4 separate regions of the Homo sapiens genome follow, and all the other regions are linked to region 1. The links are chromatin contacts, found by Hi-C or POLR2A ChIA-PET in ENCODE. All regions are on one chromosome and are shown on one strand. Each heading gives the region's core, a stretch centred on a gene start or an enhancer-like site at or near the end of the contact. The rest is flanking DNA. Distances are from core to core; before and after follow the strand shown. Region 1 holds the start of LINC01599 (long intergenic non-protein coding RNA 1599). Region 2 overlaps LOC100506446 (a long non-coding RNA gene). Region 3 overlaps LOC100506446 (a long non-coding RNA gene). Region 4 has its middle 19 kb from the start of ARF6.

Region 1 (2,965 bases), core at 17-2,516:
CCACCGTGACTGGGCAGCAATGTTTACATGCATCCTATACTCTCAAAAAGGTGCCCAGATTTCACACTGCAACAGATAAAACTGACTTGCATTATGCATATTTTCCAAGTGCCCACCTGTAATTCCACCCCAACTACGGTCACATTTATTGAACACTTACTATGTGCCTAGTACCTAAGTACATTACATGTATTTGACTAATTTAATCTCCACAGCAACCTATAAGATATTATGATCTTTACCTTACATATGAGGAAACTGAGGCACACAGAGTTTAAGTAACTTCAAGGTCACACAGCTAGTAAGTGGCAGCACTGGGATTCAAACCCAGATAATCTGGTCTCAGAGCCTCTGTGCTGACACTGTTTTCAGAATGCACGTGAGCAAAATATTATCATGGAGATAATCTGCTGTACCATATTTTAGGTTTATCATTTGCAAATGATAGCATCTTGTCATTAATAATCAATGACTTAGAATGTATCTCACAGTTGATAGGGACTCACTAGATATTCACAGAACTTCACCAACACATAAGAACTTCAATGTCTTGAACAACCCCAAATATCTAATGGTTTAAACTTTAACTGGTGAAAATGCCTTGAGAATTTATTGCTTTCCTACCCAATATTATGGAAAGTAAAAACTTAGCTTTTCCATTAATTTTCAGTAAGATATCGTTGCAACAGTTTTCTTTTTCTGTATTTCTATTAGAGTGAAGGTCTTTATGGTATGAAAACTGAATATTCTCCTCTAACAATGTTTGTTATCAATGAATCAAAACTCTTTCAAATCCTGATGTTTCCTAAGAAAAAAGAAAACCCAGAAGTCAAATACCTGGCCTGTGCCTACAGGACTGTGGGAACCAAAGACACAGCTTCAGCCTTCAGAAGTAAGAACTACCACTTACTCTATTGAAAAAAAAAAAAAAAACTGCTTTGAAAAACTAATTAAAATGAGAAGTTTTAAGTGTCTCAGATGTAAAATCATGATTATGTGAAAGGTACTTTCAAGGTGAATTTTAATTTTCAGAACGTCACTTGAATTAATTTAGCCTCTTAAATATCTGTCTTCTTTTCACAGAAGATATCAATAGCAGAGAAAACATTTTATGAATTGTAGTAACGTAGCTTTTTGAATGATATTCAAAAGGCATATCAGAAAGAAACAGAAAGATAAACCAAATACAATTTTACAAGAAAAAAACTTGTTTTACTTACCCTGTGTTATCTTCTGAAAGTAACTCAAAAGGTAGGCTTTTTTTTTTAATCTAATTTCGTTCACCTTTAAAATGTGATTGCATTTCAAAGTAGATTCTATTTTAACAACTTCCTTTCTAGAAAACATTTAAAGACAAAGTCAAGCAATGCCATCTACAGGTGGCCTTTAGAACAACAGATGTTTCTATAACCCATACTCTTCTTTAAAATACCTATAATCTGTCATATCATATTTTGCATCATTTAACAAGGAAATTTTCAAGAAAGGTAAGAAAAAATTAAAAGATATGCTGTGTATAAAAAAATTCCCACTAACATTCTGGATTAATAGTTCTTACTTTAAAATAACCTAGGCCAGGTGCAGTGGCTCACGCACATAATCCCAACACTTTGGGAGGCTGAGGAGGGTGGATTGCTTGAGGTCAGGAGCTCCAGACCAGCTTGACCAACATGGTGAAACCCCATCTCTACTAAAAATACAAAAATTAGCTGGGTGTGGTGGCAGGTGCCTGTAATCCCAACTATTTCAGAGGCTGAGGCAGGAGAATCGCTTGAACCTGGGAGGCGGAGGTTGCAGTGAGCCAAGATCACACCATTGCACTCCAGCCTGGGTGACAGAGTGAGAGTCCGTCTCGAAACAAAACAAAACAACAAAAAACTAATTTCATTTCCAACTTCACCAAACATATGATCCATGGACCCTTGGTTATAAACTGTGGCAGATTAAAATGCAAAGTTATGCAACCTCAAAGATGTTTAAAGTTATAACTGGTGTACAGAAGAGACTCAAGTCATTGGAGACTGGACCTGCAACAATTTTTAACTGTTGAATCCCCCTTCCTTCTTGAGTAGCATCACCTTTGCCTTCTTGGCCAGATTCTCTAATTTTCAGATTATATTTATAGTCTATTTCCATTTCCAAAGTTCAGTCCTGTTTATTTTAAAACCTCCTATTTCATACAAGGTTCCACATCGGATTCCAAGTGGTTTTTTGTCCGTATGTACTAGGGGCCCACTCTATTCACAGATGGTTTGCTTTTTATATACTTTCTTCTTTCTTTGCTCTCTTCTCCTTGGGAAGTAGATGCTAAACGGATAAAAGAGGTTTCCTTGTTGCAGTGGTTCTCAATTTAAGGCAAACATTAAGACCATCTGGAACCCCTTAACAAAACTACTATGCCTCTGATTAAACTGGACTGGGATAGGGCCTGAACATGGGTTTTGTGTGCTTTTAATTTTCCACGTGCAGCCTGGTTTGAGAAACACTGCCTTACTATGGGGTTGCAACCCTTTCCCTAATTGGCTATAACTGCATTCTGATAAGTAGTTTCCGAGCTCCATTGTGCAGAGGCAACCCACACTTGCCCACAGGCCAAGGCATTGGCAGTCCCTTGGGATTTGGGAATTAGCTGTGTCCTGGCTGAGCCCCAGCTAGTGGCATCACCTTATCCATTGCACTTGCCTTTTAAACCACGTCGTCCCCTCCTTCATGTTGTTGCAGAAGTCTTCTAACCCTCAATTCATGCATCATTTCTCAGGCTGGCAGAGTGCATCTTCAATACCCCTCAGCCTTACAGTTCCCACATCACTCCTCTAATTCTGTCTCCATGCTTCGGAATCTGCTGCTGGTGGGTAAACACAAATCCAGCCAGAAAGAGAAATACTGGTCTCCCATACTTGCAAACATCTTGAATCTCTAGTTACTTCCTCAGGCCTTCCTCCTGCGGTTTTGTTTTTTTGAGATA
Region 2 (2,807 bases), core at 215-2,714, 150 kb before region 1:
TCGCTTGAGCCCAGGAGGTTGAAGCTGCAGTGAGCCAAGATTGCGCCACTGAACTCAAGAGTGATGAGACTCTGTCTCATAAAATAAATAAATAAATAAATAAATAATGGAAAAAGAAAAAATGTAAGTTGGGAGATAGAAAAATGGTGAGAGAGTTATCCTGATGCCCTCTTCTTTCTCAATGAAGCAAAAGGCTGGGTCACCGCCTGAGTGTGAAAGGAGTTTGGGAGCATCTTTAGAAATTAAAATATATGATGCACCTAGCTTTTGTGGACCCCATATATTACATTTCTTTTTTTTTTTTTTAGACAGAGTCTTGCTCTGTTACCCAAGCTGGAGTGCAGTGGCACGATCTCGGCTCACTGCAAACTTGCCTCCTGGGTGCAAGCAATTTTCGTGCTTCAGCCTCCTGAGTAGCTGGGGTTACAGGCGCCCTCCACCATGCCCAGCTAATTTTTGTATTTTTTAGTAGAGACGGGGTTTCACCATGTTGGCCAGGCTGGTCTTGAATCTTGACCTCAGGTGATCCGCCGGCCTCGGCCTCCCAAAATGTTGGGATACATTTCCATTTTGGAATCTAAGTCATTTTTCACTTTCTTCTGAACCCAAGAAACATAACGTGTAAGAGCCAACAGCTTATACCAAAAGTCATGCAAATGCTAAGGTCTCAGTCCTGCTTGGAAAACTCACCCTGGGAATTTCTGACCAGCTAAGAGTTTGCCTTCAGATGTGTCTCTTGGTCTAATATAGTAAATCTATGCCAACCTATGCAGGTTTTATTGATGTGAAGATTGATGGCTGAGTAATTTATACCTTAACTAACCTGATAAGTTGACTCACTCTTTGAGAATGTTGTATCTTCTATGGAGAGAGAGTGAGAACTCCTTGGGGTAGGGAGGTCCCCTGAGAACTGTTAGTGTTCCTGATGTAATAATATGTCTGAAAGCCTTTTATTATGGAGTGAGTGTGACAGTTAAGGAACGGAAAGAAAGAAATGTGAGTCACACAAAATCCCCATTCCAAGTTCTGTAGCCATTGTCAATCATATTCAGGAAAATGTTGTAAGGAACTTAAATATTATATACTCTATTTATATTTTATATAATCTTTATAAATGCTATATACTTTAGCTTCACCTCTGATGGAAAAAGAGACATATGTGTAGTTTCACTTTCCTCTTCTATTTTATTATGCTTGCACTAAATGAGGCAGAAACACCTTAGCAGAGTGATTGGCCATGAGGGAGGGGACATGGGAGGGGATGTCGGCTTCTGCAGTGCAGAGGAGCCCTCAGAATTTAAAATTTTGCTCTATTTTCCTTTGAGATGTCTTACCTTTGCCCCAGGTTTCCCATTTCAGAGCATAATGTGGAGCAGGCTCACCCTACACGGGCACAGAATTCTGCAGGAGCTTGCCTGTTCTTGTCCTGGCTCCACACCGCTCCTCAGGGTTGGGTACAAAGTAGCTTTCCAAACCTCAGGTATGACCAGCCAGAACCTGTTTATTGCTGGCCACTGGCCAACTTTGAGGGCACTGGTACTGTGGCTCCCAAGATCCTGCTAATGGGCATGTTCAGTTACACACAGGCTGGGGATGGCCAACAGTAGTACAGCCTGGAGGATTTTGCACTTCCTTTGGCTGAACTAACAACATGAGACCCTTAAATACAGATCAAGCTAAGTGAAAAAGTTAAGGAAAATTAAAACAAGAAGCATTGGAAAGATTTTGCCTTTACTTAAAATTCCCCAACATTTTCCTTTTAAAAGAAAATTAGCTAACCAGCTTTTAGTGGTCATTTATGGCTTATAAATACTTTCTAAGACTTTGTGTCACTTCCTGTTGCACAAATGGCAGGTTGGAATGTGCCCTTAGATCTCACCTAGTATTTCCCTTTCCAGAGCATCTGTCTCCTCTATCATTCCTGGATCCTGAAAAACCTCCAGAAGAAAGGAGATGCTTTTGCGAGACACAGATCCCAAGGCTCCCCCTACTCCAGTGCTACCAGATGTAAGAGAAGACCCCTTTCCTGCCTGGACCTATGCCACAGGCTGTATCTGTTCACCACACTCATCACCCAAAGCTGGAGAAGCAGCAAGGAGCAATCACAGATGTGGGGTGATGTGTCCCCACCATTGTCATGATCCTTTGGACGTATCTTCCTCCTGTACACTTGAGCAGATTTGGAGACAGTCTATGAACATGTTTTTTTCCCCTGTTTTTATCAAGTGTTCTCTGTTTTCTACTGAATCTTCAAACACAGCTTGTGTCTTATTTTCTGTTGGATGTATCGAGAATAGTATTTTCCCACTTCTGAAGAGCTTAAAAAATAGGCCATACTTCTGTTTTTCTGAGAATGTAGTTCTGCCTATAAGTGGGGAGATGAAAATAGCCTTCTAAATCTGTGGTCCTTAAGTTTATCTTCCCTCTTAACTTCACCAGGGAGCCAACAGCACCCATGTGCCTCAGGGTGGAGGTAAGAGTGAGAGATGAAGTGCAAAAGGTTGTTCAAACTTAAGTGCCTGGCAAGTCTTTTGGTCCCTGAGCCTGGGGAATTGCTATAGAAATCTAATCAGAGAAAGCAATCCAGGGCCAATGGGCAGGGCCAAGTACTGGGCAGGAATCAGGGTCATGGGTTACAAATTCATTTGAGAGTGAAATTATGAGCTTGCATAAAACTTTTATAGGGCTTGATCCTGGGAAATAGGTGAGTACCTTTACAAGGTAGTTAACTGAAAGCTGGAGTTTTCAAGACTTTAACGCTTTTTTCTTCTCCTTAAGTGGTTGGGAATGTGGTGGACATTTGTTAA
Region 3 (2,950 bases), core at 297-2,796, 170 kb before region 1:
CTCACTGCAACCTCCACCTTGTGGGTTCAAGTGATTCTCCTGCCTCAGCCTTCCAAGTAGCTGGGACTACAGGCGTGTGCCACCACACCTGGCTAATTTTTGTACTTTTAGTAGAGTTTGGGTTTCACCATGTTGACCAGGCTGGTCTTGAACTCCTGGGTTCAAGTGATCCTACCACTTGGCCTCCCAAAGTGCTGGAATTATAGGCATGAGCCACTGCGCCCAGATCTTTTTAACTTTTAAAAGATTTAATTGACAAATAAATACTGTATATATTCAAAGTGTACAACACGATGATTTGGTTTGCATACACATTGTGTAATGATTTTATTTTTTCTTTTTCATTCACTTATTTCCTGAACTCCGGCAGCTTACGTTTTACCTCCTTTGGTCATCTCACCTTCTCTTCTTCAAGATATTACTTCTGTTTTATGATTGTTTTGTGGAAACAATTGCTTCATTACATTTTTTAAAAAATTTACAGCAAGAGACCGGGTGTGGTGGCTCACGCCTGTAATCCCAGCACTTTGGGAGGCTGAGGAGGGCGGATCACCTGAGGTCAGGAGTTCGAGACCAGCCTGACCAACATGATGAAACCCCGTTGCTACTAAAAATACAAAAATTAGCTGTGGCACATGCCTGTAATCCCAGCTACTTGGGAGGCTGAGGCAGGAGAATTGCTTGGACCTGAGAGGCAGAGGTTGCAGTGAGCTGAGATTGTGCCATTGCACTTCAGCCTGGGGAACATGAGCGAGACTCCATCTCAAAAAAAAAAAAAAAATTTGCAGCAAAATGTTCAAAATTTTAATCTGCTCTGAGGTAATGTTTTCTTTTCTTTTTTCTTTTTTTTTTTTTTGAGACGCAGTCTCATTCTGTCACCCAGGCTGGTGTGTTGTGGCATGATCTCGGGTTACTGCAACCTCTGCCTCCTGGGCTCAAGTGATTCTCGTGCCTTAGCCTCCCAAGTAGCTGGGTGTGCCACCACACCCGCTAATTTTTCTATTTTTAGTAGAGACAGGGTTTCATCATGTTGCTCAGGCTGGTCTCGAACTCCTAACCTCAGGTGATCCCCCTTCCTCACCCTCCCAAAGTGCTGGGATTACAGGCGTGAGCCACTGAGCCTGGCCTGAGGTAATGTTTTCATGGTGATTATTCATCAGCATTTGTTTTTCTGTTTCTTTTTCATTTCCTTTTTTTTTTTTTGAAGCAGAGTCTCGCTCTGTCACCCAGGCTGGAGTGCAGTGGCACCATCTCAGCTCACTGCAATCTCCACCTCCCAGGTTCAAGTGATTCTCCTGCCTCAGCCTCCCAAGCAGCTGGGATTACTGGCACGCACCACCGTGCCCAGCTACTTTTTGTATTTTTAGTAGAGACAGGGTTTCGCCATGTTGGTCAGGCTGGTCTTGAACTCCTGACCTCAGGTGATCTGCCCACCTTGGCCTCTCAATGTGCTGGGATTACAGGCGCGAGCCACTGCACCCGGCCTAATTTTTGTTTTTTTAGTAGAGACAAGGTTTCACCATGTTGACCAGACTGGTCAACCACTCAAACTCCTGACCTCAAGTGATCTGCCCGCCTTGGCCTCCCAAAGTGCTGGGATTACAGGCATGAGCCACAGCGCTCAGCCTCTTTTTCATTTTCTTCCTTAAATCTTTTTTGGTTCTTTTTTGACTGTTCATCTTTGAATGAAGTGAATTTTCTTAGCTCAACTATTTACAGGAGATTTGTGTTGTGAAGGGGTCAGGGACATCTTCTGTATCAGTGGGAATTTTTCTTTTGATCCAGGGTTTTGCATATGAGATACTTTAGCCTTTTCTTCTTCGCAGGCAATGAAGACAGGCAGCTGCACAGCTGTGCACAGTGGGATCTCTTCTCACTTCTCATGAACATGTGGCTTCCTGTGAATATGACTTGTGTGTGGAGTTCTAATTTAGTCCCAATTTCTCTGCTACTCAAAATCAAAATGGGTCCAGAGAAACTGGTGCTACCAGCCTACCCACCTGTGTTAGTCAGTTGGAACTGCCGTAACAAAATACAACAAACTCAGTGGCTTAAAACATCAGGAATTTATTTTCTCACAGTTCTGAAGGCTAGAAGTGTGAAATCAAGGGGTCTGAGGGTTGGTCCTTCTTGAGGCTCTGAAGGAGAGTGTGCTCCATGCCTCTCTCCTCGCTGCTGGTGGTAGCCCTGGCATTCCTTGGTTTGTAGACGCATCACTACAATCTCTGTCTCCGTCTTTGAATGCTGGTCTCCTTTCTATGTCCGTGTCTACATTTTCCTCTTTTTTTTTTTTTGGAGACAGGGTCTTACTCTGTCACCCAGGCTGGAGTGCAGTGGCACAATCTCGGCTCACTGCAACCTCCACCTCCTGGGTTCAAGTGATTCTCCAGCCTCCGCCTCCCAAGTAGCTGGGATTACAGGTGTGCACCACCATGCCAGGCTAATTTTTTTGTATTTTTAGTAGAGATGGGGTTTCACAATGTTGGCCAGGCTGGTCTTGAACTCCTGACCTCAAATGATCCGCCTGCCTTGGCCTCCCAAAGTGCTGGGATTGCAGGTGTGAGCCACTGAACCCTGCCATTTTCCTCTTCTTATAAGGACACCAGTCGTTGTATTAGGACCCATCCTAATCTAGTATAACCTCACCCTAAGGATTACATCTACAGAGACCCTATTTCCAAATATGGTCACATTCACAGGTACCAGGGGTTAGGACTTTCACATATCTTCTGGGTGGGGGGTCACAAATCCATAACACTGCCTTCTTCCCATTGTTGCACAAATGGGGCTATTACTTTTTTTTTTTTTAACTTCAGTATACACATCTCACTGGGTGAGCTATTAAGCTCTTACTGAGCTCTTCTGGGGCCCACTCTCGGCCTCCTGTTGTGCCTTTCCTCACAAGCCTTTGCTTTTGGTACCCCTTACACTTATTTTACAGTTATTTTGT
Region 4 (2,816 bases), core at 189-2,688, 190 kb before region 1:
GCCACCACACTTAGCTGATTTTTGTATTTTTAGTAGAGATGGGGTTTTGCCATGTTTGCCAGGCTGGTCTTGAACTCCTGACCTCAGGTGATCCACCTGCCTCAGCCTTCCAAAGCGCTGGGATTACAGGCATGAGACATTGTGTCCAGCCCTTCCTACCTTTTTTTTTTTTTTTTTTTTTGCAAGCATTTTTAGTTTCCTTTCTGACAGGATTGATTTGGGTAAAGAACATTGAATTTTGAGTCAATAGTCTCAAATAGATAGACCTATGTTTGAATTCCAACCCTGACCTCAATAGCTAAGTGACACTGGAAAATCTATCTCTTTGTCTCAGTTTTCCTGCTAAAAATCGGGATGGTAATGTTCACCCAGCAAGGCTTTATCACAAAAAGTGGTAACTTATGAGAAAGTCCCTATCTGGCATGGTAAGCACTCAAGAGAAATTAGTTCTATTTTCCTTCTTCCCTCTAGTTTAATAATTTAAAAAATTAAATCATGCAGCCATAAAAAAGAATGAAATTATGTCCTTTGCAGCAACAAGGATGCAGTTGGAGGCCATTATCCTAAGCGAATTAACACAGAAACAGAAAACCTAATGCCGCACATTCTTACTTATAAGTGGGAGCTAAACACTGGGTACACACAGACACAAAGATGGGAACAGTAGGCATTGGGGATTCAAAAAGGCAGAAGAGAGGAAGGGGGGCCAGGTTTGAAGAACTACTTGTGTTCACTACTTGGATGATGGGATCATTAGAGGCCTAAACCTCAGCATCATGCAATATACCCATGTAACAAACCTGTGCCCGTACCCTCTGAATCTTGGATAAAAAAATAAAAGCAGGCCAGGAGCGGTGGCTCATCCCTATAATCCCAGCACTTTGGGAGGCTGAGGCGGGCGGATCACTTGAGGTCAGGAGTTCGAGCCCAGCCTGGCCAACATGATGATACCCCATCTCTACTAAAAATACAAAAATTAGCTGGGCACAGTGGTGGGCGCCTGTAGTCCCAGCTACTCGGGAGGCTGAGGCAGGAGAATCACCTGAACCCAGGAGGCCGATGTTGCAGTGAGCCAAGATTGCGCTGCTACACTCCAGCCTGGGTGACAGAGTGAGACTCCATCTCAAAAAAAAAAAAAAAAAAAAAAATATATATATATATATATATATATACACACACACACACACACACACACACACATACACATACACACACATACATATATTCAGTGAAAAAGATATTCTCAAGGTGATAAGAAACCAACTATTTGTTGTATTTTACCTTTTAATAGGTAACAATTGAGAACAGGCATTATTGATTCAAGAATGGTGTTAGTTTTTTTCCTTTAACTACACAAAATGTGTAGTCATCAATTCTTTGACTAAGAGGAAGGAGTGTCAAGAGGGAAGCCTGAAAAAATCTTGAAGTTTAAATGCTTTTGTCTAACTATCTGAGTCACTCCTCAGGGTGGAGTTTCTATGGCATGGCTCCCTGCCAGCATAATTTTGAGCTTTTAAGAGAGAGTAGTTGGGCCAACAAACACAGTAACCAAAATGACTACTCTGACACTGGAACCAGCTTTACATACAAATATTTTCTCTATTATCTCAGAAATAATCATGGAAATATACAAGCATTTCCTCTTCTGAACCATATTAATTTTCTAAGAATGAATGTATATTCAGCTACAAACATAATTGAAACAATTCCAGAGAACAAACAAGTGTGGGCCACTTACTCCTGGGGATGTGGCTGTTCTGCACAGCTTTGAGATGTAGGAGAAAAAAAGTATGACTTCCTTCTGTTTAATGATTGTTTAAGTGTGCTTTGATTACTGCAGAAAGCCTAAACCTACTTTTTAAAATTCCATGCAAATCTTGTTGAAGTGAATTCCAGTGACTAATATATTTGAGAAACTTTCTTGGAAAAAAGAATTACCAATGATATATTTAAACAACTGGTATTCATAATATAGAAATATAATTAGACTAATGTGTTCAGTATTTCAATGAAGCTTGATGTTCTTGATCATTAAAGACTTACTTTTCGGCCGGGCGTGGTGGCTCGCGCCTGTAATCCCAGCACTTTGGGAGGCCAAGGCGGGCGGATCACGAGGTCGGGAGATGGAGATCATCTTGCCTAAGAGGGTGAAACCCCGTCTCTACTAAAAATACAAAAAATTAGCTGGGCGTGGTGGCGGGCGCCTGTAGTCCCAGCTACTCGGGAGGCTGAGGCAGGAGAATGGCGTGAACCTGGGAGGCGGAGCTCGCAGTGAGCCGAGATAGCGCTACGGAGCGAGATTCTGTCTCCAAAAAAAAAAAAAAAAAAAAAAAAAAAAAAAAAAAAAAAAAAAAAAAAAAAACAAGACAAAAAAAGACTTATTTTTCTTTGTGAGGCCGAGGCAAGCAGATTGCTTGAGCCCAAGAATTCAAGACCAGCTTGGGCAACATAGTGAAACCGCATTTCTACAAAAAAATACAAATTTGCCGGGTATGGTGGTGCACACCTGTACTCCCAGCTACTCGGGAGGCTGAGACAGGAGGATCTCCCAAGCCGAGGTCAAGCCAAGAAAGTGCCACTGCACTCCGGCCTGGGCAACAGGGTGAGACCATATCTCAAAAAAAAAATAGGCCAGGTGCAGTGACTCACACCTGCAATGCCAGCATTTTGGGAGGCTGAGGCAGGCAGATCACTTGAGGTCAGGAGTTTGAGACCAGCCTGGCCAACATGGGGAAACCCCGTCTCTACTAAAAATATAAAAATTAGCCGGGCATGGTGGCGGAGCTGTAATCCCAGCTACTTGGGAGCCTGAGGCA

The links. Hi-C counts contacts between places; a loop is a spot of excess contacts on that map. ChIA-PET counts read pairs that join two places held with the same protein, here RNA polymerase II (POLR2A). Pooled maps may share reads with other maps.
Region 2: a map of PC-9 shows a loop between it and region 1 (4-fold over the local background). The contact joins the enhancer-like site here to the promoter of LINC01599 in region 1. A Hi-C loop is called at or near these places in 3 of 168 maps with a recorded cell type or tissue (PC-3, PC-9 and mammary epithelial cell), 3 of 37 single-sample maps with no recorded cell type and 7 of 50 pooled maps. POLR2A ChIA-PET finds 5 or more read pairs at or near these places in 12 of 52 experiments (B cell, CD4-positive, alpha-beta T cell, CD4-positive, alpha-beta memory T cell and 9 more).
Region 3: a pooled map shows a loop between it and region 1 (4-fold over the local background). The contact joins the enhancer-like site here to the promoter of LINC01599 in region 1. A Hi-C loop is called at or near these places in 6 of 50 pooled maps. POLR2A ChIA-PET finds 5 or more read pairs at or near these places in 8 of 52 experiments (B cell, CD4-positive, alpha-beta T cell, CD4-positive, alpha-beta memory T cell and 5 more).
Region 4: a pooled map shows a loop between it and region 1 (2.2-fold over the local background). The contact joins the enhancer-like site here to the promoter of LINC01599 in region 1. A Hi-C loop is called at or near these places in 3 of 50 pooled maps. POLR2A ChIA-PET finds 5 or more read pairs at or near these places in 13 of 52 experiments (A549, CD4-positive, alpha-beta memory T cell, GM12878 and 10 more).

The regions. Positions count from the first base shown.
Region 1 is chr14:50,103,777-50,106,741 of GRCh38, forward strand. It overlaps LINC01599 (long intergenic non-protein coding RNA 1599), which reads right to left and starts at 1,267. Exons shown (of 9, transcript NR_131171.1): 1 at 1,221-1,267. It also overlaps a transcript of VCPKMT not described here.
Region 2 is chr14:49,949,572-49,952,378 of GRCh38, forward strand. All of the region lies in intron 2 of LOC100506446 (a long non-coding RNA gene), which reads right to left. Among named protein-coding and RNA genes, the nearest start is that of MIR6076, 15 kb to the right of the region's middle. Within about 2 kb of position 1,465, at least 11 of the 41 ENCODE cell types and tissues checked have a DNase peak (open chromatin) inside an H3K27ac peak, as active enhancers do; they include PC-3, PC-9 and mammary epithelial cell, where a contact is called at or near this core.
Region 3 is chr14:49,929,043-49,931,992 of GRCh38, forward strand. The region is part of intron 4 of LOC100506446 (a long non-coding RNA gene); the gene reads right to left. Among named protein-coding and RNA genes, the nearest start is that of MIR6076, 36 kb to the right of the region's middle. RefSeq lists enhancers at 1,239-1,288, 2,872-2,950. Within about 2 kb of position 1,547, at least 3 of the 41 ENCODE cell types and tissues checked have a DNase peak (open chromatin) inside an H3K27ac peak, as active enhancers do; they include B cell, where a contact is called at or near this core.
Region 4 is chr14:49,910,358-49,913,173 of GRCh38, forward strand. No RefSeq gene overlaps it. Among named protein-coding and RNA genes, the nearest start is that of ARF6, 19 kb to the left of the region's middle. Within about 2 kb of position 1,439, at least 15 of the 41 ENCODE cell types and tissues checked have a DNase peak (open chromatin) inside an H3K27ac peak, as active enhancers do; they include Panc1, where a contact is called at or near this core.